Linked DNA regions of Homo sapiens: regions 1, 2, 3, 4 and 5 are each linked to region 6. A link is a loop called in an ENCODE intact Hi-C map of the cell type or tissue named here. Cell type or tissue: PC-3. All regions are shown on one strand. Region 1 overlaps LINC02038 (long intergenic non-protein coding RNA 2038). Region 2 has its middle 10 kb from the start of LINC00887. Region 3 holds the start of LOC105374286 (a long non-coding RNA gene). Region 4 overlaps LOC105374287 (a long non-coding RNA gene). Region 5 has its middle 63 kb from the start of LINC02038. Region 6 holds the start of LINC02026 (long intergenic non-protein coding RNA 2026).

The links. Peaks named below come from ENCODE experiments on the same cell type or tissue, not always from the same donor. Only the 100,000 strongest peaks of a DNase experiment are listed, where the experiment ranks them.
Region 1: a loop joins it to region 6, with 7 times the contacts of the local background. A loop is called at or near these places in 7 of 110 quality-filtered maps.
Region 2: it touches region 6 in a loop (7-fold over the local background); 39 of 110 quality-filtered maps call a loop at or near these places.
Region 3: it touches region 6 in a loop (5-fold over the local background); 13 of 110 quality-filtered maps call a loop at or near these places.
Region 4: a loop joins it to region 6, with 7 times the contacts of the local background. A loop is called at or near these places in 4 of 110 quality-filtered maps.
Region 5: it touches region 6 in a loop (4-fold over the local background); 47 of 110 quality-filtered maps call a loop at or near these places.

What each region holds. Positions count from the first base shown.
Region 1 is chr3:193,837,905-193,841,904 of GRCh38, forward strand. It overlaps LINC02038 (long intergenic non-protein coding RNA 2038), which reads right to left. Exons shown (of 3, transcript NR_146718.1): 3 at 2,924-4,000. Among named protein-coding and RNA genes, the nearest start is that of LINC02038, 4.1 kb to the right of the region's middle. In PC-3, no CTCF peak of the experiment used is centred here; a DNase peak (open chromatin) is centred at 2,417; H3K4me3 peaks cover 655 bases; H3K27ac peaks cover 1,575 bases.
Region 2 is chr3:194,320,958-194,324,957 of GRCh38, forward strand. No RefSeq gene overlaps it. Among named protein-coding and RNA genes, the nearest start is that of LINC00887, 10 kb to the left of the region's middle. RefSeq lists a silencer at 1-77 and enhancers at 1-77, 1,246-2,445. In PC-3, no CTCF peak of the experiment used is centred here; DNase peaks (open chromatin) are centred at 1,224, 1,974, 3,014 and 3,494; H3K4me3 peaks cover 3,415 bases; H3K27ac peaks cover 3,864 bases.
Region 3 is chr3:193,870,978-193,874,977 of GRCh38, forward strand. LOC105374286 (a long non-coding RNA gene) reads left to right here and starts at 3,806. Exons shown (of 5, transcript XR_001741076.2): 1 at 3,806-3,893. In PC-3, no CTCF peak of the experiment used is centred here; a DNase peak (open chromatin) is centred at 1,504; H3K27ac peaks cover 2,121 bases.
Region 4 is chr3:193,927,062-193,931,061 of GRCh38, forward strand. LOC105374287 (a long non-coding RNA gene) reads right to left here. Exons shown (of 2, transcript XR_007096293.1): 2 at 2,292-4,000. Among named protein-coding and RNA genes, the nearest start is that of LINC02026, 75 kb to the right of the region's middle. In PC-3, no CTCF peak of the experiment used is centred here; DNase peaks (open chromatin) are centred at 1,770 and 2,050; H3K4me3 peaks cover 485 bases; H3K27ac peaks cover 2,524 bases.
Region 5 is chr3:193,778,559-193,782,558 of GRCh38, forward strand. No RefSeq gene overlaps it. Among named protein-coding and RNA genes, the nearest start is that of LINC02038, 63 kb to the right of the region's middle. RefSeq lists silencers at 2,350-2,409, 2,662-2,956. In PC-3, a CTCF peak has its summit at 2,392 (motif pointing right); DNase peaks (open chromatin) are centred at 2,473, 2,793 and 3,903; H3K27ac peaks cover 1,478 bases.
Region 6 is chr3:194,001,720-194,005,719 of GRCh38, forward strand. LINC02026 (long intergenic non-protein coding RNA 2026) reads right to left here and starts at 1,940. Exons shown (of 3, transcript NR_033944.1): 1 at 1,866-1,940. LINC02028 (long intergenic non-protein coding RNA 2028) reads right to left here. Exons shown (of 3, transcript NR_136179.1): 3 at 3,737-3,935. RefSeq lists a silencer at 1,466-1,635 and an enhancer at 1,999-2,514. In PC-3, no CTCF peak of the experiment used is centred here; DNase peaks (open chromatin) are centred at 1,782, 1,872 and 3,602; H3K4me3 peaks cover 1,622 bases; H3K27ac peaks cover 3,238 bases.

The DNA.
Region 1 (4,000 bases), 160 kb before region 6:
TGGACCTTTTTGTCAAGGATGCTGTGTAGAAAAGGTCTGTTTTGACACATAGACCAATAGAACAGAGTAGAGATCTCAGATATAAGACCACACATCTACAACCATCTCATCTTTGGCAAACCTGACAAAGACAAACAATGGGGAAAGGATTCTCTATTTCATAAATGGTGCTGGGAAAACTGGCCAGCCATATTCAGTAAACTGAAACTGGACCCCTTCCTTATACCTTATACAAAAATTAACTCAAGATGGATTAAAGACTTAAATGTAAAACCCAAAACCATAAAAACCCTAGAAGAAAATCCAGGCAGTACCATTCAGGACATAGGCATGGGCAAAGATTTTATGATGAAATTGCCAAAAGCAATTGCAAAAAAAGCAAAAATTGACAAATGGCATCTAATTAAACTAAAGCGCTTCTGTACAGCAAAAGAAACTATCATCAAGAGTGAACAGGAAACCTACAGAATGAAAGAAAATTTTTGCAATCTACCCATCTGACAAAGGTGTAATATCCAGAATCTACAAGGAACTTAAACAAATTTACAAGAAAAAACAACCCCATCAAAAGGTGGGCCAAGGACATGAACAGAGACTTCTCAAAATAAAACATTTATGTAGCCAACAAGCATATGAAAAAAAGCTCAACATCAGTGATCATTAGAGAAATGCAAATCAAAACCACAATGAGGTACCATCTCACGCCAGTCAGTATGGCAACTGTTAAAAAGTCAAGAAACAACAGATGCTGGCAAGGCTGTGGAGAAATAGGAACGCTTTTACACTGTTGGTGGGAATGTAAATCAGTTCAACCATTGTGGAAGACAGTGTGATGATTCCTCAAGGATCTAGAACCAGAAATATCATTTGACCCAGCAATTCCATTACTGGGTATATACCCAAAGTAATATAAATCATTCTATTATAAAGATACATGCGCACATATGTTTATTGCCATACTATTTGTAATAGCAAAGACATGGAATCAACCCAAATGCCCAACAATGATAGACTGGATAAAGAAAATGTGGTACATATACCATGAAATACTATGTAGCCATAAAAAGGAATGAGGCCATGTCCTTTGCAGGGACATGAAGCTGGAAGCGATCATTCGCAGCAAACTAACACAGGAACAGAAAACCAAACACTGCATGTTCTCACTCATAAGTGGGAGCTGAACAATGAGAACACATGGACAGAGGGAAGGGAACAACACACACCAGGGCCTGTGGGGAGTAGGGAGGGAAAACATCAGGATAAATAGTTACTGCATGCGGGGCTTCATGCCTAGGTGATGGGTTGGTAGGTGCGGCAAACCACCATGGCACACGTTTACCTGTGTAACAAACCTGCACGTTCTGCACATGTGTCCCAGAACTTAAAATAAAATAAAATTTTAAAAAAGAAAGAATGTTTCCTTGATGAAGATATCTCTGCTTTTAAGATGTATCTGCATTTTTAATTACACTTCAGTACAATTGACGTGCCATTTAAGTAATTAATCTTCCACTAGAGGAAAGGAAAGGGAAGAGAAGGGAAGGGAACCATCTAGTCTTTTACTTATTAATTTTTATATTAGTAATTTTTATGATTATGAGAAGAATCTATAAACCATGTGAAGTGGAGAAAATTTGGTTACTAGAGAAAAACATGAAGTGGAAAATAAATACCACCTATAACCCACCACACATTTTGGCAAATGTGTTTCCAGTCCAGTCTTTTTATATCAATTAGATATGTACTTTTTTTATTGAAATATAATTCACATACCACACAATTCACTGGTTTCAATTGTACCACTCAGTGGCTTTTACTATATTCACAGAGCTGTGCCACCAACCATTGCCACAGTACAATTTCAAACATCTTCCCCAGCCTCTCAGAGAAACCTCCATCCCTTTTAGCTGTCACCCTTTCAGCTGTCACCCCTTAACTTCCCTCATCTCCTCCATCTCCAGCCCTGGGAAACCAAGAATCTACTTTGTGCTTGTATGGATTTGCCTATTCTGGACATTTCATATAAATCGAATCATATAATATGTGGGGGTTTTTTTGGTAACCAGCTTCTTTCACTTAGTATAATATTTTCAAGGTTTATTTGTGTTGTAACGTGAGTGCGCACCTCCTTCGTATGGCTGAGTAATAGTCTGGTGTTTGGGTATAACACAATTTTTAATCCATTCATCACTTGATAGACATTTGGGACATTTGGGTTGTTTGCGCTTTTTGGCTATTATGAATAATGTTACTATGAACTTTTGGCACAAATTTTTGCATGGGTGTATGTTTTCATTTCTCTTGGTTATATACCTAGAAATGGAATAGAATGGGCTTATGTGGTAACTCTATGTTTAACCTTTTGAGGAATTGCCAGACTGTTTTCCAGAGTCTCTCCACTATTTTACATTTCCACCAGCAGCGTATGAGAATTCTGATTTCTCCACACCCTCACCAACAATTTTTATTATTTGTCTTTTTTATGACAGCCATCTAGTGTTATATAATTTCATTGTGGTTTTTATTTGCATTTCCCTGATAGCTAATGACTCATCTTTTTATGTGTTTATTGATCATTGTATATAGTCTTATGGAGAAATAGCTTTCAGATCTTTTGCCTTTATTTAAAAAAAAAAGAGAGAACAAGTGTCTCTCTGTTGCTCAGGCTGGAGAGCAATGGTACAATCATAGCTCACTGTAACCTCAAACACCTAGGCTCAAGCCATCCTCCTACCTTAGCCTTCAGGGTAACTGGAACTATAGGCATGCAACAACATTCCTGCCCAAAAAGAAATTGATGAGGACTCCTGGGCTTAAGCAGTTCTCCCGCCTCAGCCTCCCAAAGGGCTGGGATTACAGGTGTGAGCCACTGCACCTAGTCTTTTGACCGTTTTCAGATTGTGTTCATTGTCTTTTTAGTATTGAGTTTTAAGAGTTATTTATATATTCTAGATACAAACCCCTTATCAGATATATGGTTTGCAAAATTTTTCTCCCATTCTTTTGGCTGTCTTTTATACTTTCTTGGTGGTGTTCTTAGAAATACAAATATTTTTAGTATCAATGAAATCCAACTTAACTATTTTTTCTTTTGTTGCTCATGCTTTTGGAGTCATATCTAAGAAACCATTGCCTAATGCTAGGTCATTAAGATTTATCCCATCTTTTCTTTTAGGGGTTTTCATAATTTTAGCTTTACATTTGAGTCTTTGATCCATTTTAAGTTAATTTTTGTGAATGGTGTGAGGAATGGGAAAATTTATCCCATGCCTCTCTCCTAGCTTCTGGCAGTTCTTGGCTTTTCTTATAGATAAATCTTTCCAATCTCTGCCTCTGGCTTCACATGGCTCTCTCCTGTGTATGTCTCTGTGTCTTCTCTTTTTCTGTCTCTTTATCAGGATTTAAGGCCCACTCTAAATTCAGGATGATCTCATCTCAAGATCTTTAACTTAATGACATCTGCCAAGACCCAATTTCCAAATAAAGTCACATCCACAGGTGCTAGGGGTTGGTATTTGGAGTATCTTTGGGAGGCACCACTCACACCTGTCCCGTGGTCTTCCTCTGAGGATGGGTGAGGAGAAGATCAGTTACTTACTCACTCATCTGCTCACTCCTCCAACAGCTATGCCAAAGGTCATAGGAGGATCCAGGGATATGATAATAAATTGGAGAGGATCCTTGCCCTGGAGAATATCACTATTTGGAAGGGCTTTGGGATATGAATAACAGAAACACAAGGAAAGGGATGGTGAGAGCCATAAGATTCGGAAGCTGAAGGACTAATGGAAGCAGCCCAGAGAGGGAAGGGCTTTCAAAGCAGAGGCTGACATTGTCAGCAAAGGCAGAGGCTAGAGAGCAAAAATAGGTCAGGAATCCTTGCAACTGAGTTTGGCAGTAATGGCGGGTGTGGGCGAGAGAGAGAGACAAAGATAGAGAAGCAGTCACCCAGAAAACTCAGGCTCCAACTGCCATAGTTTCTTTTAGGATATGTGAGGGT
Region 2 (4,000 bases), 320 kb after region 6:
GCCTGGGAGCACGCCCCGTCTCCAAGGGACTGGGGTCGGGGGTGAGGTGATTTCAAGGTGCACTTTCCACTCCAGTCAACATTTCCTGAGTTCCTGTGTGAGGGCTGGCCTCGGTGCTAGGAATCTGGGTACACGAGGGCTGAGACAGGGTCCCAGTCCTGGAGACATTCACATCGCCTGTGAGAAGGGCCCTCACAGAGGCAGGGACAGACGGCCAAGGAAAGCAGAATGGGTAGTGATGTGTTTCATCCTAGAGGACGCAGCAATTGCTGTAGGTCTTAAAGAATCAAAAGAATCAATAGACTTTTTACTAGTAAAAAAGAGAGGGCCAACTGGGCATGGTGGCTCACACCTGTAATCCCAGCACCTTGGGAGGCTGAGGTGGGCGGATCAATTGAGGTCAGGAGTTTGAAACCAGCTGGGCCAACATGGTGAAACCCCATCTCTACTAAAAATACAAAAATTAGTTGAGCATAGTGGTGGGCACCTGTAATCCCAGTTACTCAGAGGCTGAGGCAAGAGAATTGCTTGAACCTGGGATGCAGAGGTTGCAGGGAGCTGAGATCAAGCCACTGCACTCCAACCTGGGCAACAGAGGGAGACTTCATCTCAGAAAAAAAAAAGAGGGGGAGGCAGTTCAGGCAGAGGGAACAGCATGAACGAGCAGGCAGAGGACCTGCTGCCATCCTCCTAGAAGGAAATATATCACCAGGGGTCCAGCACAACAGGAAGCCCACTAGTATTGCAAACAGAGGGAATTTAATCCAGGGGACTGGCTGCATAGATATAGGTGGTACAAAAACTGACAAGGCAAAGCAGACAGCGAGCAGACCAGTGTGCAGGGTGTGTTTGGGAAGTGACTGGTAGCCTGGTAATGGGGTGTGGGGTGTACAGCGGGGGGAGGGGTGTGTAGAGGATGGCACAGGGCTGGAAGGCAGCTTGGGAGCAGAGTGGAAAGGCTGGTCCTACGGTGCATGCTTGATTTGCAAAGTTACAGAGCCTCGTCTAAAGCATGGCCTGGTGGGCTTGAGCAGCCGTGGGAGGGTGGGCTGCTGGGCTGGCCTTGGTGGGAGGCTGCTGGGGTTGACCAGGGCAGGACTCGCCCAAGGCTGCTGCCAGAGAGGAGAGGTGGGGTGGGCTCAGAGACATTCCCAAGGCTCAGTCTTCTGGCTCAGTGACGAATTGAGTGGGGGGAGGGACGTCAACAAGTCTGAACACTCTGACCCGGTGCCATCCTCCTAGAAGGAAGTGTATCAGCCAGGGGCCCGGCCCATCAGGAACCATGCTAGTATTTCCAACAGAGGGAGTTTAATCCAGGGGACTGGTTGCATCGGTGGTATAAAAACTGAGAAGGCAAACGAGATGGTGAGCAGCCCCGAGGTGAGCAATGGGAGGACGGCGCTGCACCATTTGGAGCAGGAGGGACAGAAAAGGGAAGCAGGTGGAGCCCGGAGGCCGGGAGCTGCCCACCAGGCAGAAGCCACAGCAGACCTGCGCAGTGGGAACTGGCGCCGGGGAGGCGCAAGCCCTGCTAGAGATGCTTCCTAGAGCAGGGACCCAGGGGAGGAAATGCCCCGGCGTCTCCCCTCCGCCCACCCTCTCCTCACCTGCTATTGGCCAAACCTACCTGGAGCAAGGGACCTGGGGAGCGTAACCCTGAGATACAAGCCAGCCCGAGAAGAATGGGCATGTGTGTGGGAGCAGCGGGCCGACAGGAGCACAGGAACACCAGAGGAAGCAGCTGCGGAGAAGAGACCGTGCGTCCTGATCTGAAGATGGGAAGCGAGAGGTCCCTCCAGGAAGGAATGTCTAGTTTGCAGCAGCATAGAGAGTAGGATGGCTGGGGAGGTAGATGTGGCAGGCGCGACTGTAGCTCTCTGTCTCAGGTTTTCTCAACCCAGGGAAAAGCTGATTAATGCCTGAGTCACTCTGTCCGCGAGCTGAGCCTCCTGGGTGGGGCAGGGCAAGGTGGTATCGGGTGATTCGGGGATGTGCCAGCCTCAGGGAGGGGAGAGAGGATAGTGTGCGGGAAACAGAGCTGGCCTGGAGAGGCTGTCACGCCCACAGCATCACCCCAGTTCTGACGGCAAAGCTGTGTGACTTTGAGCAAGTGAATGATGCGCTCTGGGCTTCGATTTCCTCGTCATCACCAACCCCTGCCTCCAGCACAAGCTGCTCCACACCAGGCAACCGCCTGTAGTTGCCCAAACTCTGTGCTTCCTCAACACCCAGGCCTGCAGTAGACGCCACCCCCGACCTGGAATCTCCTTCCCCATTCCCACACGTCTTACTTTCTCCAGTCTTTCAGATTCAGTCCTAGCAGACTCCCAGCACTTTGGGAGGCCGAGGCGGGCAGATCACGAGGCCAAGAGATTGAGACCATCCTGGCCAACGTGGTGAAACCCTGTCTCTACTAAAAACTCAAAAATTAGCCGGGCGTGGTGGCGCACGCCTGTAGTCCCAGCTGCTCAGGAGGCTGAGGCAGGAGAATCGCTTGAATCCAGGAGGCGGAGGTTACAGTGAGCCGAGATCGCGCCACTGTACTCCAGCCTGGGGACAGAGTGAGATTCCATCTCAAAAAACATAAATAAATAAAAAATAAACCCCCCCCCACACACAGCAAAAACAAATCACAAAGACAAAAACGAAATCCCTTCAATGCCCATTTCCTGAATCAACTGCATCCCCCAGGAACTGCTTTGGGATTTTACTTATTATTTGGGATTATTTGTGCTCATTTCCCCTGTACCAAAAGTCAGAATCAAGTTAGCTGCGCTGTGTCTCTGTCACAAATGTCTGCTTGTATAAATAGGAGGGGGTACAAGCATGTGTCCACACACGCACACACGCCTCTCTCCGGATAAAGAGGTCTCGGGGTGAGGATTCTGGAACCCGTCCTTCCACACCTACTGCGTCTGGTCACTGTCTCCGAGGCTGACATTCCTCACGCCGAGGGATGGGCAGGCAGAAGGCTGCAGGCAGTGCGCCAGCCAGGTCAGCTTACAGCGAGCTGTCAACCCAGTCACTGACGCCTCAGCGAGGCCATAAATAACAGCGGTGAAGCTGCAGCAGGCCACCCGGGCCTCCCCCAAACCACTCCTCTGCCATCAATCTCGCCTGATGACTGCTTGGCGTTCAGGCTTCCGCGTGACCCGACCACGGCCCCAAGCGTTCTTTGGGGCGCAGTGTCCCTTCCCAGGCACGGAGTGGGTCAGCCAGGAGCACACTGCCTCGCAAGGTCCCCGTGTCCTGCCAATGTACTTTCTGGATGCTGGAGGCAGGCTGAAAAAGACTCCCATCACTCAAAACCCCACCCCTCTCAAGACCGGCTCCAGAAAGCTGAGTTCCATCCCCGTTGTTGATCCGGTCATGGTGGACTCTGTACCAGAAACGATGCCACACAGCAACTGCTGCCCTCCGCCATGCAGCAGCGACTCACCCTGTGCCCAGGCTGCTCTTGTGTTCTTTGCAATGTGAGTGGGCAAAAGCCGACATATAAGGCAGCTCTTCCGCTCAGACTCCTTTTGTCCCGCCCTCAGCGGCAGGGACCTTATGTCCACGCCCTTGGTTCTGAGGCTCCAACTCTCACCACCCTAAAACATCCACCTAAAATCACAGACCACCACACATACACCCACACACCACATACACACACACCACACACACCATACACCCACACACCCGACACACAGACCACACACACACCACATACACACTACACACACACACCATACACACACACACCCGACACACAGACCACACACACACACATACACACTACACACACACACACACACACACCAGACACATACACCCACACACCACATACACACACACACACACACACACACCGACACACAGACTACACACACACCACATACACACACTACACACACACCACATACACACACACTACACATACAAAACACACCCGCCACACACACCACATACACACACACTACACACACCATACACACACACCACACACCACATACGCACA
Region 3 (4,000 bases), 130 kb before region 6:
AGTCTGAGGTCAGCTACCGGGATACTGGGGTGAAGGATGATCTGTGCTCTTCCACATGTGAGAAGCTGAAGCCCATGAGCCAGCCAGGTTGCCTGGGGCCACGGCAGCAGAGCCAGAGCTTTAGAGCCGCACCTGGGAGCTCTGACCATCTGTGAACCTCACCGGCGGGAGTCAGGGGGACAGGCTGCCACACACTACACAGCTGAGCTCCTGAGGATGGGCACACCCAGGACAGTGTGCACAGACGGCCCCTCCTCTCCTAACGCCTATGCTGACCATAGTCACCATGCACCTTTGTTAGAACAATCTTTCAGCTCAAACCAAAGCAACACACTAGCTGTTCAGACAAGCCAATACAGCCACTCTCTGACACTACACCCAGGACGTTCTGATGAGAGGCAAATGGCTCAGAAGTCCTCAGCCTCCTCTTGACCAGAGCATGGTTTAGGGCAAATGCTGTCTATATGTGACAGGGACCATTCCCTACCTCTGGTGTTTTCTAATTCCTTAACAGAAGCTAATCTTAATTTTAAGAATGCCATCCCAGAAATCTTTAATAGATGAGCTATTAAATCTCATCTTTAACTTTGGAGAATTTAGAAAGATTCTGGGATGAAGTTTAATAGTTCATCTCAAAGGTCACATGGCTAAAAAGTGGTGGCCTAGGACTCCAGCCCATTACATCCCACTACGCCTCCCCTTAAGACTATTCACAACAGGCGGGGTGCAGTGGCTCACTCCTGTAATCCCAGCACTTTGGGAGGCCGAGGCGGGTGGATCACCTGAGGTCAGGAGTTTGAGACCAGCCTGGCCAACATGGTGAAACCCCATCTCTACTAAAAATACAAAATTAGCCGGGCGTGGTGTGCATGCCTGTAATCCTAGCTACTCGGGAGGCTGAGGCAGGAGAATCACTTGAACCCAGGAGGCGGAGGTTGCAGTGAGCCGAGATTGCGACATTGCACTCCAGCCTGGGCGACAAGAGTGAAACTCCACTCAAAAAAAAAAAAAAAGTATATATATATATACCAGTCACAACAACAGCAATGATAAAGGCTAATGATTGCTGAGGGTTTGCTATGTGCAAGCGCGTTTTTTCACGTAATCCTCACAGTAGCACCATGAGACTGTTCTCAGCCTCATTTTAAAGATGAGAGTTGAAGCACAGAGCGGTAAAGAAACTTGCCCAAGCTAAGGTCACACAGCTACGAAGTGCAAAGGCTGGATTTCAAACCAGTCTGTCTGCCTCTACCCAAGCTCTTAGCCACCCCACTCTACAGCAAAGCAAAGCAAGATGTCTGCAATAACTAACCCCCATAGCACCCTTGAGTCCTGCTGTCCTGGAGAAAAGCTATCTGCAGCTCTGAGTGGGAGAGTAGGGAGCCACCCCATCATGGGGTTACCAAAGTCCAGAGTCCTGCCCCTGGCATTGTCAGTTTAGAGATTAGGTTTCTATCAGCCTCCCAGAGAGGAACAGGTTCAGGCAGTCTGACTTATGGTGACTCAGCCCACAAGGGAATGCGCCAAACCCAGTGAATTGATTCACCTGTGAGATACACTGGCCAGAAAAAAGATTGTGGTTTAGCGCCCTGGCTTCAGGGTCAAACACAGCTGGGTTTGAAACTCCATCCACCACTTCCTAGCCCCATGACTTTACACATGTTACTCACTCTTTGGACATGAAACTCAATCTCAGTTTCAGCCTCTGGAAATGGGGAAAAATGCCAATCTTGTGCAGTGGCTGTGGCTTAAACCAGATGTGTGTAAAATAGTACAATAGGAGCTCAATAAATGTCAGTACTTAAAATTTTCATTATTTGTATTGTTCCAAAAACCAGGCTTATTGGGAGGCCTACATGGGCAGATCATGAGGTCAGGAGATCGAGACCATCCTGGCCAACATGGTGAAACCCCGTCTCTACTAAAAATACAAAAATTAGCTGGGCATGGTGGTGTACGCCTGTAGTCCCAGCTACGTGGGAGGCTAAGGCAGGAGAATTGCTTGAACCCAGGAGGCAGAGGTTACAGTGAGCCGAGATCACACCACTGTACTCTAGCTTGGGCAACAGAGCAAGACTCCATCTCAAAACAAACAAACAAAAAACAAGCTTGGCCACCTGATAAGATCCTCCCTGCACAGTGGGTAGGTCCCACCATAAACAAAACAAAACAAAACAAATTCCAGCTCAAAAGGCTGCTAAGAAAGCCCAGATTGGAGGAAGGGGACTTATCCCTCAGCTTCTGATAGCTGAGTGAGCTGTCCACCACCCTTCCCTCACCTCCAACCCCAGGGTATTCCTATTTGAACCTAGGGTGCTGTTTTGGACCAGGAACCCTGGCTTCTCCTGGACGGAGCTGCTCATAATAACAGTCTCCTTTACCAGTACCTCCTTCTCACTGGAAGTCCTGACCTGCCACCTCAGCTTTGCAGCGCCTGGTGGGTAAACTCTTGTCCCCTCTCCGTGGCTCTGGTCAAAGGTACCTTCATTTGTGAGGTCTTCTCAGAACCCTCAGGCACAGTTAAATTGATCACACACTGACCACATGGAGTACACTCCCAGCACTGAGACACGACAGTGAAAAACACAGAGGCGGTTCCTCTCTGTCTCGAGCCTGAAGCCTAGTGGGACAAGGAACAAGCAAAGAAAGAAACAAAATTTTTAGAGCTTCTGGTAATTGCAAAGAAGGAACTAGCCAGTGTGATGTGATAGAGAATAACTCTGGGGCAGGGCAGTGCAGTGGTCAGGCAAGGGGAGGTGGCATTTATTCTGAGACCTAAAGAGCAAGCAGCAGCCAGTCTTGCCCTAAGCTGGGAACACAGATTTCTGGAATAAGGAATAGCTTTTCCCTGCTGGGGAAAGAAAGAACTTGGCATGTTCCTCATGATCAGAAGACCAGGCCGGAGCAGAGGGAGTGGGCAGGATAGGGGAGGAAGAGGCATGGCAGTCAGAGGGAGGCACAGGCCTTGATCCTCTGTGAACCCAGCTGCTTGTGTGGTAGTGAGAATATGACTCGTTACCATTTACTGAACACCTACTATGTGCCAGGCACTTTCTATAAACTCTGTCATGTAATCCTCATTCTCCCAGCCACCCCTACCCATACACAGTGTCTCTCTTCATGCTCTTGTCTTGCCTATTGTCGCTCTCTGCAGGTTTGTTTCCCTGCCCACCCCACCCCATTAGACTGTAAGCTCCTCTGTAAGACATTCAGTCCCCCCGCATGTAGCACCAAAACACAGGGCTGTCATGCCTGCGGAGTTTTAGTCCTCACTTGGTCTTGAGCAATTACAATTTGGGGGATCAGTGACAGAAATTGATGCTTTCAGATAAAGTTCCTAGAAACATACTAGGCACCTGGATGTGATGGTTTAAGAAATAACTCAGTTGCACTGGTAGCACACTCAGAAGTATTATTTAGGCCAGCTCGTTCTTTGGAACTATGCACAGGGGCTAATCTCACCCCTTTGTGTGTTAGTGTCTACTGCAGGGGGTGACAGGCCCAAACTTGCCCCCAGATAGAAAGATGTGCTCTAGACAGGCCATAGGGACCATGCTGCAGGAAGCAGGAATGAGCCCATTCCATTCAATACACTGTCACTGGACACCTACTATGTGCGTGACTGTGTGGCAGATGTTCTACTGGACATAAAAACGAATTCAGTGTCCCATGCTCTTTAGTTGGAATATTGCAGGGTTGAGCAGGTGCAATGTTGTAATAGAGGTAGCAGGCCTGAGCGTGTGCAATGTTGTAATAGAGGTAGCAGGGCTGAGCGTGTGCAATGTTGTAATAGAGGTACAAGCAACACAGGGATAGGGAGAAGGTGATCCACATTGCAGGGGCCTAATTACAGGGGGCCCTGAATGCCAAGCCAAGACTTGGAAAATTAGAAGGTAAGTAATGGAAGAAGCGAGAATCACAAACGTGGCTTTCGTTTTTGTTTTTTTAAGTACTCTTTTCTTAAAGAAGGAAATTGTAAATGTTCTGTTTTGAAAGGACT
Region 4 (4,000 bases), 75 kb before region 6:
TGGATATGCGTTTGCCTATTCTGCATGCAATGCCTCTGCCAAGACTAGCATCCGTGGGCTCACAGAATGCCTTAGCCACTGTCATGGTATTCCACACAACATTGCCTCTGACCAAGGCACTCACTTTGTGGCTAAAGAAGTGTGGCAGTGGGCTCATGCTCATGGAATTCACTGGTCTTACCATGTTCCCCATCATCCTGAAGCAACTGGATTGATAGAATGGTGGAATGGCCTTTTGAAGTCTCAATTACAATGCCAACTAGATGACAATACTTTGCAGGGCTGAGACAAAGTTCTCCAGAAGGCCCTGTATGCTCTGAATCAGCGTCCTATATATATATGGTACTGTTTCTCCCATGGCCAGGATTCATGGGTCCAAGAATCAAGGTGCAGAAGTAGAAGTGGCACCACTCACCATCACCCCTAGTGATCCACTAGCAAAATTTCTGCTTCCTGTTCCCACGACATTACATTTTGCTGGCCTAGAGGTCCTAGTTCCAGAGGGAGGAAAGCTGCCACCAGGAGATACAACAACGATTTCATTAAACTGGAAGTTAAGATTGCCACCTGGACACTTTGGGCTCCTCCTACCTTTAGGTCAACAGGCTAAGAAGGGAATTACAGTGTTGGCTGAGATGATTGACCCAGATTATCAAGTTGAAATCAGCCTACTACTCCATAACGGAGGTAAGGAAGAGTATGCATGGAATACAGGAGAACCATTAGGGCATCTCTTGATATTACCATCCTCTGTGATTAAGGTCAATAGGAAACTACAACAGCCTAATCCAGGCAGGACTACACATGGCCCAGACCTCTCAGGAATGAAGGTTTGGGTCGCTCCACCAGGGAAAAAACCACAACCTGCTGAGGTGCTTGCTGAAGGCAAAGGGAATACAGAATGGGTAGTAGAAGAAGGTGGTCATTGATACCAGCTATGACCACGTGACCAGCTGCAGAAACAGGGACTGTAATTGTCATGAGTATTTCCTCTTCCCTTCTTTTGCTAAAAATATGTTTGTCCAGGTATATGCTTGTACTAAGAAAATATCTTTATTTTATTTCCTTTTCCTTTATCATGTGACATAAGATTTATTGACTTCATATCAGCATTTAAGTATTGTTAACTTTATGTAATAGTATTTGGGTTGGGGATTGGTGCATTTATCATTGTACCAATGATAGTCGTATTATGTTAGGTATAATTATGACCTTATTATTTTCTTTATTTGAAGATTATGTGTGATCTCATGAGATGTGTATGAGTTCAAGTTGACCAGGGGTGGACTTGTGATGGTTAATGCTGAGTGTCAACTTGATTGGATTGAAGCATACAAAGTATTGTTCCTGGGCGTGTCTGTGAGGATGTTGCCAAAAGAGATTAACTTTTGAGTCAGTGGACTGGAGAAGGCAGATCTACCCTTAATCTGGTGGGCAAAATCTAATCAGCTTCTAGCAAATACAAAGCAGGCAGGAAAACATGAAAAGGAGAGACGGGCCTGGCCTCCCAGCCTACTTTCTTCCATGCTGGTTGCTTCCTGTCTTCGAACATCGGACTCCAAGTTCTTCAGTTTTGGGACTTGGACTATCTCTCCTTGCTCCTCAGCTTGCAGACAGCCTATTGTGGGACCCTGTGATCATGTAACTTAATACCTAATAAACTCCCCTTTATGTATATATGTCCTGTTAGTTCTGTCCCTCTAGAGACCCCTGACTAATACAGGTGGTCAGGAAGGTGACATTTGAATAAAAAGCATGAGTCATGTTAGTATCTGGGGAAGACTGTTCCAGGCAGAGAGGACAGCAGATGCAAAGCTCAGAGGCAGGAGCATCCCCAGCATGCCTGAAGAACAGGAAGAGGGCTGCTGTGGCTGGTTAAAATGAGGGAGGAAGAATTTAGGAGATAGTAACCCCAGACTTTTGGCTCCCGGAGCTAGTCACTAAGAAGAGGTGGGAGTGAAGCATCTAATACTCTCATCCTGAGAGGCTGCTGGGAGGAGCTGCTATTGCTAAAATCTTGAGCTTCTTGAATAAAGCGCATTGTGTTTTAGAAAGGAGAAAACTATGACTCATTCAACTGTGTAGTTAGTGACCTGCTTTTCATGAGCTCCCAGGAAACGCTCTGCACCCAAACCAAGTCAGTTCTGCTCTCCAGAGATTGTTTGATTTGTGTTATTCAAGAGAATTATTTTTCCTTCCTGTCAACTTACAAGGAAGAAATGTCTCAGCACTGGTATAGTGTCAAAGACTTAACAATTGGATATCTGGGGAAAAATACAGATAGGTACATAGACAGATAGACATAAGTTTATTGTAAACTTTACTAATATAAAGAACATGTACAACACAATTTAAAAATAATAACACACAATACTTGTATTAGGGTTCTCCAGAGAAGCAATAGGGAGATTTTGATATATAAGATGGGATTTACTGTAGGAATTGCCTCACACTCAGTTACGGAGGCTGAGAAGTCCCAAGATATGCTGTCTGCAAGCTGCAGAACCAAGAAAGCCAGTGGCGTCGTTCAGTCTGAGTCTGAAGGGCTTAGAATCAGGGTGTAACTCCAAGTCTTGAGAGCAGGGCTGGGATGTAGGGAGTAGAAATGGGGGGTGCGAGGGTGCTAGTGTAAGTCCTGGCATTTGAAGTCCTGAAAGCCAGGAGCTCTGATGTCTAAGGGCGGGAGAAGGTGATGTTTCAGCTCAAGAAGAGAAGGAGAATTTGCTCCTCTTCTTTCTTTTTGTTTTCTTGAGGAGGGCTCTCAGTGGATTGGGTGATGTCTACCACACTGGTGAAAGTGAATCGTTTTTACTCCATCTAAGAATTTACATGTTCATCTCTTCCAGAAGCACCCTCACAGACACACCCAGAAAAAATGATTTGCCAGCTATCTGGGTATCACTACACCCAGTCACTTTGACACATAAAATTACCCATCGTAATACCATTTACGGTAAATTTTATACAGCCAAGTGAGACTCACAAAAGGCTTTCATTGATTGCTGCTGAAACTTTGAATATGTAGCCAATCTATGTGAGCAGCTGACAAACAGCTGGAGCTCTGGCATGAATGTTGGTTGATATTTTCATTTAAGTGAATACGTAAGACAGAAGTGAAACAATAAAGGTATGTAGGAAGTTTACTCTTTCATCAATGATATGCAGCTTCTTTGCAGAATTGGGTAATAGTTTTTGAGTACTAGAAGAATACTTCCTCAACTTTTTGTGCTATTCACCATGTAATGGCATGGACAAAACATACTGTTAAATTTAATCTGCATTATTAATATTTTTCCATCATGTTCTTAAGTCAAGATACCAGCAAAACAATGAATCACCCTCAGGTTTCTAGCACTTGTCCATTTCCGTAGTGTAAATACTCACACCACAACTGATGTCACATGACCAACACGACATCACTGAATGCAGCTGAGAAGAGATGGACACCATTCTGCAGTGTCTCCGTCTGCCATGTAGCTACCATAGCTGCTAATAACCTCAAGAGTATGTGTAATGGTAGAATATAGTAAAATAATCTGGAAGCAATGAGTTTTGAGTATTCGTTTCCTTTTCATTTTTTAATTAATTAATTTACTCACCTACTTTGAGAGATGGGGTCTTGCTATATTGCCCGAACTCCTAGGTGCAAATGATCCTCCCGCCTCAGCCTCTACCGAGTTAATGGGGACTACATGCATGCCTTTGTTTCCTTTTTGAGGATATAATTTATTTAATTATAAATCCATAAAATTTAATTTTAATAATGGCTGTATTTAACAACTGACCCACAAAACTTCTAAAATTTTAACAATTGTCTCTCTTGAGCTGGTTGTAAACCAGCTCCAGTGCACCCCTGTGTCTTAGTGGTGTCCTGTCCTGTCTTCACAGCTGATTTTGAAGTTTCAGGCTCTTTGCCTCTTTCATCCTTTCTAAAGGCAGTGGTGTGAAATAGACAATTAAGGCCTAGGAGGGATCCACAACAGTACCTCATCTAGATACC
Region 5 (4,000 bases), 220 kb before region 6:
AATGTATAAAGGTTTTCAAATGAAGAACCTGGCCTGACTGGCATGTGTCCTTATTATGATCCCAGCGTGTCCATCTTGCAGAGGGCTTAAAGATGATCCACATCAGCTCCCACATTACACAGACAGGTAAGGCACTTGCTCCAGGTCTGGGAGCTGTTTACAGCAAAGCCAGGACTAGAACCCTGTGTCCAGCTCTAGCTCCCATCTCAGGGCCAAAGCTACAAGGACACCCGCCCTCTCCGTGTGACCATGGAGGATGCCGGGGCTGAGATTTCCTTCCTGGAGCGCTCCAGGTATGCATTCTGACGGCTCACGTTACTTTCTTCTCAGTGGCGGTCCTTGGCTCTAGAATGTGATCTCCTTGGAGATAGACATGGCACTAGGCGTGCGGATCCTGTCTGGAGTGGGCAGAGCTTCTTCTAGAATACCAGGGCTTCCTGCCACATTCTCTTCACTGCACGGCAGTTTGTCTGTGTTCTCTGAAGTACTCTTCTGGGTTAATTTGCCCTAAGGGAGGAGAGCAGAGATTGGAAAAGTCAAAATATTAGATTACGTGAATATCGCTTATAAATTACTTGGAAATTCAATTCTACCACTATCCCCTGAGAATGTCCTCATTGCTGGGAACTGTCCTCACTGCTGGATCTTTGGGAGGAAGGAGGGTGATGAAAGGAAAGAGGAAGATGCTGTAGACACTGCCGCTGCACTCCAGGGTCTCAGAATCTGAGTGGGGGAATAGTCAATGGGAAGAAGGAGCTGTAAAATAAGGCAGCCTAGAAGAATGTGAAAAGGTACAAGCCGAATACAACACCAGCAGACTCAACAGGGATTGTTTAGTTTGGAGGGAGGAGGTCCCTAAAGGCTTCCAGGAAAGGATGGCATTTGAGATAGGTCTTTGGGAAATGGGATCTCAACATTTAGAGACAGAGAAAGGAGCATTTGAGGTTGAGGGAGCTGTGAGTGACAGTATGGTCAATGCAGATGCAGAACGGCCTTGGGGGTGGAACTAGAAACAGGTAAGGGGCCAGTGTGGCCGGAACTCAGTGCACATAGGAAAATATGAAGAGAAGGTGTTGGAGGGATGTGGGGTCATGGTTTGAGGTGCTTGAAGAACCCATAAAAGTATCTGGACTTATCCTATATGAAAAAAGGAGGTGTTGCCTGCAGGATTTTGAGGTGAGCTGTGCTTTAGGAATTTTTTTTTTTTCACATTGGAGGGGAAAAGACTAGAGTCAGAAGCAGTCATTTTAGAGAGAAGAAATAATCGTGATGACAGGAAGATCCCAGGTCCCCTGCTTCCAGCTGGCGAGGAGAGAAACCAAGCTCTTTGGTTCTTCTTAGACTTTGTGGCTGCTCTTACAACTTGCTGAGAGAAACTTCTGAGCTGGTGTTTCAGCAGCTTTAGTTAGAAGCCAGGAAATGTAACTAGTGATGTTGGTGGCCCCTCTGCGATGGGTGGAAGGCTGGCGTCCTCCCCACTACCATGCAGGAGAAATTGTGCTCCCACGCTAACAGCTGGGACCCCAGTGTGGTCCTGAGTCGGCGACTGTAAAGCTACATTTTCCAACTAAGGGATGCCTCAGGAAATAATAAATCTCTCAGGATTTATGGGCCAGGAAATTCTTTCAGGAGAGAAAATAGAGAAGAGGTAAAGCAGAGATGGGGCAAGGCAGGAGAGCAGCTGCCCAGGACCCTCCTGGCACAAATATTGGGCTTGGTGAGTTGCGGAATTGCCCATCAGAACTCATGGCTGAGAAGGACTTGAAGGATAATCTAATAGGATCTCTTTTGCTTTCCCCTTCATTGAACTCATGCTTCCTTCTCTGCAAAGTAAGAAGGTTGAACTCAATGACCTCCAGGGTCTTTGCCTCCAGGTTATTTGATGCTTGTGGTGAAGCCAGTCTTCTCACTAAGGGCTCTGGTTATGCCACATGCCTCATTTTCCCCAGCTGAAAATGCAATCAACCGAGTCACCTATCACCCATGTTTGGGCTGAGGATTAACGATGGGAGGACATCTGGAGACTTCCCTCGGAGGGATACAGCTGGGTCTGATTACCTCTTATTTACTGTCTTTTTACTCTGGAGACGGCCCACATACTCACCCTAAGGAACAATGACAGAAGCATGCAGACCATCCCAACACACCCTCCAAAACACCCCCAGCCCAGCAGCCAGTCGCCATGCATAAAATGCATAAATCCACAAACGCAGACTCGGGCACACACATAGGCACACGCACACACGTCCTCTTTCTTCGCCTTTTCTGCCTGGTGTCTGTCAAACAGTGCATCCCCTTCATTCTCAGAGATCTGAGACCGGCCTTGTTCTGGAGTTGGTGAATTCCAGCACACCCCCTGCCTTCATTCCAAGCTGGAGCTCCGGGTGCCGTCAGCAGATGGCGCCCGGAGCTCTCAAACGACTGGGTGAATGCCTCGGGCCTGAACTTCTGGCCTCCCCACTCCCACCCTTGGAATGGGATAATTTGGGAGTCATCTGTGGGAGGGCTGCCAAGGCCTTAAATTTACTACTTGGAGCTGGGATAATTTTCCCCAGACGGGGCATGGAGGGGGAGAGAGGAGGAAGGAAGCGGGGTGGGGGCTGCAGACCTGGTCAGGGCCACGACAGCTCCAGCTCTGCCAGCCAAAGAAGGCCTCACTGAGAGGCCCCATCCAAAGGGGTGTCTGAAACAAGGGCAGGTCACACCCTGGAGGGGGAAATGCTTTCACTGCTATGAAAACCCAGGAGAACAGAAGGATTTACAGACAAAAAATAAAGCCAACAAGAGCTTCCAAATCATGTCTATCCCTCCCACTTCCAATCTCTGACTCATCTTCTAAGCCCAGTTTCAACCTCACCTACTGTGTGAAGCTGTCCCTGACCCACACACCTCCTGTCAGCATTAACCATTCATTTCCTTTTAACTTTTTATTCTGGAATTTTCCAAGCATATACAAAAATAGAGAATATGATATAACAAACTCTCTTATACCCACGCCCAGCTTTAATAATGACAATTATCAATGTTTTGCCAAATTGTTCATCTATTCTCCAACCTTTTTTCTGGAATGTTTTAAATCAAACCCCAGACATCATATCATCTCACCCCAAAACACTTAAGATGTTTTTCCCTAGCGTTACTTATTTATTTATTTATTTTGAGATAGAGTCTTGCTCTGCCGCCCAGGCTGGAGTACAGTGGTGTGAACTTGGCTCACAGCAACCTCCACCTCCCAGATTCAAGTGATTCTCCTGTCTCAGCCTCCTGAGTAGCTGGGATTACAGGCTCCCGCCACCCTGCCTAGTTAATTTTTGTATTTTTAGTAGAGACAGGGTTTCTCCATGTTTGCCAGGCTGGTCTCGAACTCCTGACCTCAGGTGATCCGCCTGCTTTGGACTTTCAAAGTGCTGGGATTACAGGCATGAGCCACCGGGCCTGGCTTTCCCTAGAGTATTTTAAAACAACCTAGACATCTGCATGCATCTCTGACTGAGAAGGACTGCTTTCCCTTTAACATAACCACTTGCCATTATTATATCTAACATTTACAATCATTCTTTATGGCACTTAGCTCCCTGTGGCATTTGTCATGGTTCGTTTGGTGTGAGAGTTACACCGAACATAAGTGTGTATCCCCTCTATTTGACTGTAGTTGCGTTTGGAGCATGGATCAGACCTCACTTATTCTGGAGTTCTCAAGGACTCCCAACAGCACCTGCTCAGAAGCCCTGGAAAGTCAGAGCACAATTAAGGACATTCGCTCTAAGAAGACACTCTCACGGTTATCGCTGGAACCCAGGGTCCCTCCAATTGGAAATGTGAAGTCAAAGGAGGAAATTGCTCTTAGGCTGAGTCACAAGACTCGTGTCCTTTTCTCCTGAGGTAGATAAGAGACACACACACAGGCAGATACACACCTCATGCCTCCAGGAGCCGCAGAGGCAGAGAATGCAAAAAATGTGGTGGTGCCAGCCGCAGCGAGGTCTGGAAATGCCTTCTT
Region 6 (4,000 bases):
CAATCACCGGCAGCAAGATAAGGAGCAGTCCAGGAAAGTTTTCAGAAGGGGATGACATTGCTATTAAGACTTACGAGCTGAAGGGAATTCAGTAGCTGCAGATAGAGCCTTTCAGATCGAGGAGGTGGCCCGCGAAGGGGATTCCACTGTCACAAAACATAAAGGCTCTGCACTTCCGTTCCCCACTCCTCGGAGAAGGAGGGTAAAACACGAAGGCTCTGCACTTCCGTTCCCCCACTCCTCGGAGAAGGAGGGTGAGAAGAGCTGGGCCCTCAGAACCCAGGACCACATAAGAAGTTTTTTCTGTTTAAGACAGCCTTCTTCTCCACTATTTGTCTGGTAAATACCTCGTCTTCAAGCCCCAGCCTAAGGACGCCTCCTCCGGGAAGCCCACCATGACTTTTCCAGGCAGGGTTAGTTGTCCTGTCTGCTGCACTCCTACTACCCTCTGTTCTAGAGAGTTAGGGAAATTTAGAAGTTAGGCAAACAGGCTCTGCCACCATTCTGCCTGAGTTCAAATCCTTGCTCAGCCACTGCGTTGCTGAGTCATCTGAAGCAAGGCACTCCCCTCTCTGGGCCTCAGTTTTACCATCTGTTAAACGGCGTAACGATGGCACTGTCCTCCTGAAGTCACCGTGAGGATGAAACAAGGCAATGTCCCTAAACCAAGTGCCTGCCGTAGTGTCTGCTCTTGTTACTCATAACCATGGGCTGCTCTTACTGGACGGTGCTTGTGACCGCAAGAACCCTAAGGGCCAGGGCTATTCATCTCTGAATCTCTCTCTGCAGTGTTTAGAGGTGCTGTCCACAAGTCAGGTGTTCAATTTCTATCTTCTGAAGGACTGAACAAAACATGGCTATGAAAAGGGACAAAATGAATCAAGCCTTAATGCAAAGACACAGTAAATGCAGGTGAAATGACGGGAAAGGAGAAAGGAATGTAGGAAAGTAAATGGGGGAGAGGAGACGGTGCACCGCCTTCAGAGGAGAAAAATTCCTATTAAATTCCTGTTCCGCCTGTAATCTCAGCACTTTGGGAGGCCGAGTTGGGTGGATCACCTGAGGTCAGGAGTTCGAGACCAGCCTGACCAACATGGTGAAACCCCATCTCTACTAAAAATACAAAAATTAGCCAGGCCTGGTGGCAGGCGCTTGTAATCCCAGCTACTCGGGAGGCTGACGCTGGAGAATCCCTTGAACCCCGGAGGCGGAGGTTGCAGTGAGCCAAGATCTCACCACTGCACTCCAACCCGGACAACAGAGCGAGACTCTGTCTCAAAAAATAAAAAATTCTCGTTCATCTCTTAACGTGGGGACTTGCCCATTTATATTTGGACGGTATTTTTCTCTGGCTGTCCCACTTCCCGGGGCCTTGGAGCTCCCTCCCCCGCAGGGCGGCTTCTCTCCTCCTCCTCCCTCCTCCCTCCCGCTCCCAGGGGAAGGGCCGCGGCCGCAGCCCTGACCTCGCCTCCCACGCGGGCCAGCAGCCGGCCAGCCCGCGGGCGGGGCAGGAAGGGGGAGCCGAGGCTCCGGGCACCCGAGATCCTTAACTGCAGCTTCCAAAGCCCTGGCTGATCCTAATCAGTGTGGGAAAGGAGCGCCGGGCCCAGCCCGCCGGCCGGAGACGCCGCCTCTTTTCATAAACTTTATCGCCGCGGTGCACAGCCGCTGATAAAGCACCATAAATAAACGAGCGGGCGGGAGTGCGCGGCTGTCTGGAGGCTGCCGGAGCGCACGCCCTGCCTCGGCCCTGCAGCTCCCGGGGGAAATGAATCACACGCCGGGCTGCAAAGAGCAGCATGTTCTCCTCTCCAGACCAAGGCCGTAAATAATAATGCGTTCTTTCCCTACGTGGAGACCCTCACCTTTTGTCTTGTGCATTCCGTAAAAAGCTCAGGAGTTTCCTTCCGGCTGCCTGGCCTCCCCTCCTTGCCCCGGGGGGTTAGGAGTGCTCTGTTCTGACTTAGGCGTTTCCCTAGGGTGGAGCTCCTGGGCCTGGGTTGGGCCTGGGCGTGTGGCTCCGTGATCGTAAGTCCCCTCTGGCTCTTGCACAACAGACCGAGGCTGGAGCAGGGCAGGGAGGCCGCAGTGGGGCCTGGGTTAGGAGGGGGGTGGTTTGACATCTCTAGTGGTAAGTGATGGTGAGCCCGGTTCCCGCCGTGGTGGCCACGGACATGTGTGGTGGATAGCCTGCTGCAGCTGAGTCATCGAGGAACCCTGGGTACAGCTTATTCAGAGGCCAAGGGAGAGTGCATACCCTGATCACAAAGAAAGAAGACTTTGCCCCACTTGATGGCGTGTTCAGCAGGCCGCATGATCCGTGTCCCTTAGCTGTTGAAGTTTTGACTTGGGGGGTGCCCGAAGTTAATCTATGGTACAATTTTGGGGAGTAGAGTTTGAGGATGATTCCATGAACATGAAACAATCTAGAAAGTCAGTGGTGTGTGGAACAGCCCAAAGCAGGCCAGCTCCGCCACAAGGTCCAGTCTCTAACCCAACCCTGCTGCCACTCAGCTCTGTGGCCTCGGGCAGCCACTGCCCTTCTCTGAGCCTCAGTTTCCCCATCCTTCTAATGATCTCTAAAGAGATCTTCCAGCTCTTCTGCTCACTTAGTGAGAAATAACATCCTTGCTATAAATTCTTCCATTTCCGAGGTGTCCCAGCACAGGCCCCTCTGAAGAAACACTGTAATGTCCACTTAGAAGAAACCAGGGCGTGGGCCATTTCTGTAACTGACACCTCGTTAGCGAGATTAGCACTGGAAATTACCTCCTGGGGAGTTTACAGAGGTTCAGGAGCCCTCTAGCCAGAATAAAGTCAGCTTGTGAGGTAAAAAGATTTAAAAATAAAATCCAGTACTTGATTACAGCATTAGGTCAGTGTTTCTCTGCGCCCCAAGGATAAGCTCCATGGTGGCTGGGGTTCTGCTTCCTGTGAGAAGGATTGGCTGGCTTGAAACATCTCATCCCCAAAAGTCAAATGTTTCCTTTAGTGGGAAGCAGGGCCGGGAAGGAAGGAACTTCTGGTTGCAGCTCTAGAGAGTGGAATCTAGGAGTCCTGATAGATTATTTATGGTTCAGCACTCCTAGAGAGTGTGGATTTTGGGAGCTGACTCCTCCAGCCATGGCCAACAAGAGCCGATCACTCATGAAATAGAAATGAACAATGGCAGCCAGGCACCGTGGCTCACGCCTGTAATCCCAGCACTTTGGGAGGCGGAGGCGGGTGGATCACGAGGTCATGAGTTCTAGACCAGCCTGGCTAACATGGTGAAACCATGTCTCTACTAAAAATACAAAAATTAGCTGGGTGTAGTGGCGGGCGCCTATAATCCCAGCTACTCGGGAGGCTGAGGCAGGAGAATTGCTTGAACCGGTGAGGCGGAGGTCGCAATGAGCCGAGACAGTGCCACTGCACTTCAGCCTGGGCGACAGAGTGAGACTCCATCTAAAAAAAAACAAAAATAAAAAATAAAAGACATGAACAAAGGCCTGGTTCTTCTAGTACCCATTTCTGACACCACATGTCCCAGGAAACATGTGGCCCCAGACAGCCTTCATTTCCTGCTCTCCGGACAGAAGGCCACTCAGTCTTGTTTCCTTTATTTGCATAATGTCAAGAAAAATGAGTCACACCAGATTGTCATGTGTTAAGTAATATTGGCAAAGGTTTCCAACTGAGTTTAGAGTTGATTTCTTACCAAGGAACAATCACTCACTCTATTGCTGATTTATTACGATGTGAATGTGATCATTCTCTGAGTCTCAGTTTTCCATCCATGAATCCTTGTGATTTTTAATTTTTCATGTAGGACTGTCACGAGAAGTAAGATTTTTAAATTTCCAGAACAGAAATAGGTAAGGGAAACATCTAAGTGTGACTCCTCCAAAATCACTCTTGCTTCCAATTTTGTCTGCTGTTATGGAGGTCAGCAACTAAGGGAAAAAAAGGAGAAAACACATTAAAAAAAAAAAAGCCTGAATGTAAAAATAATTGGACT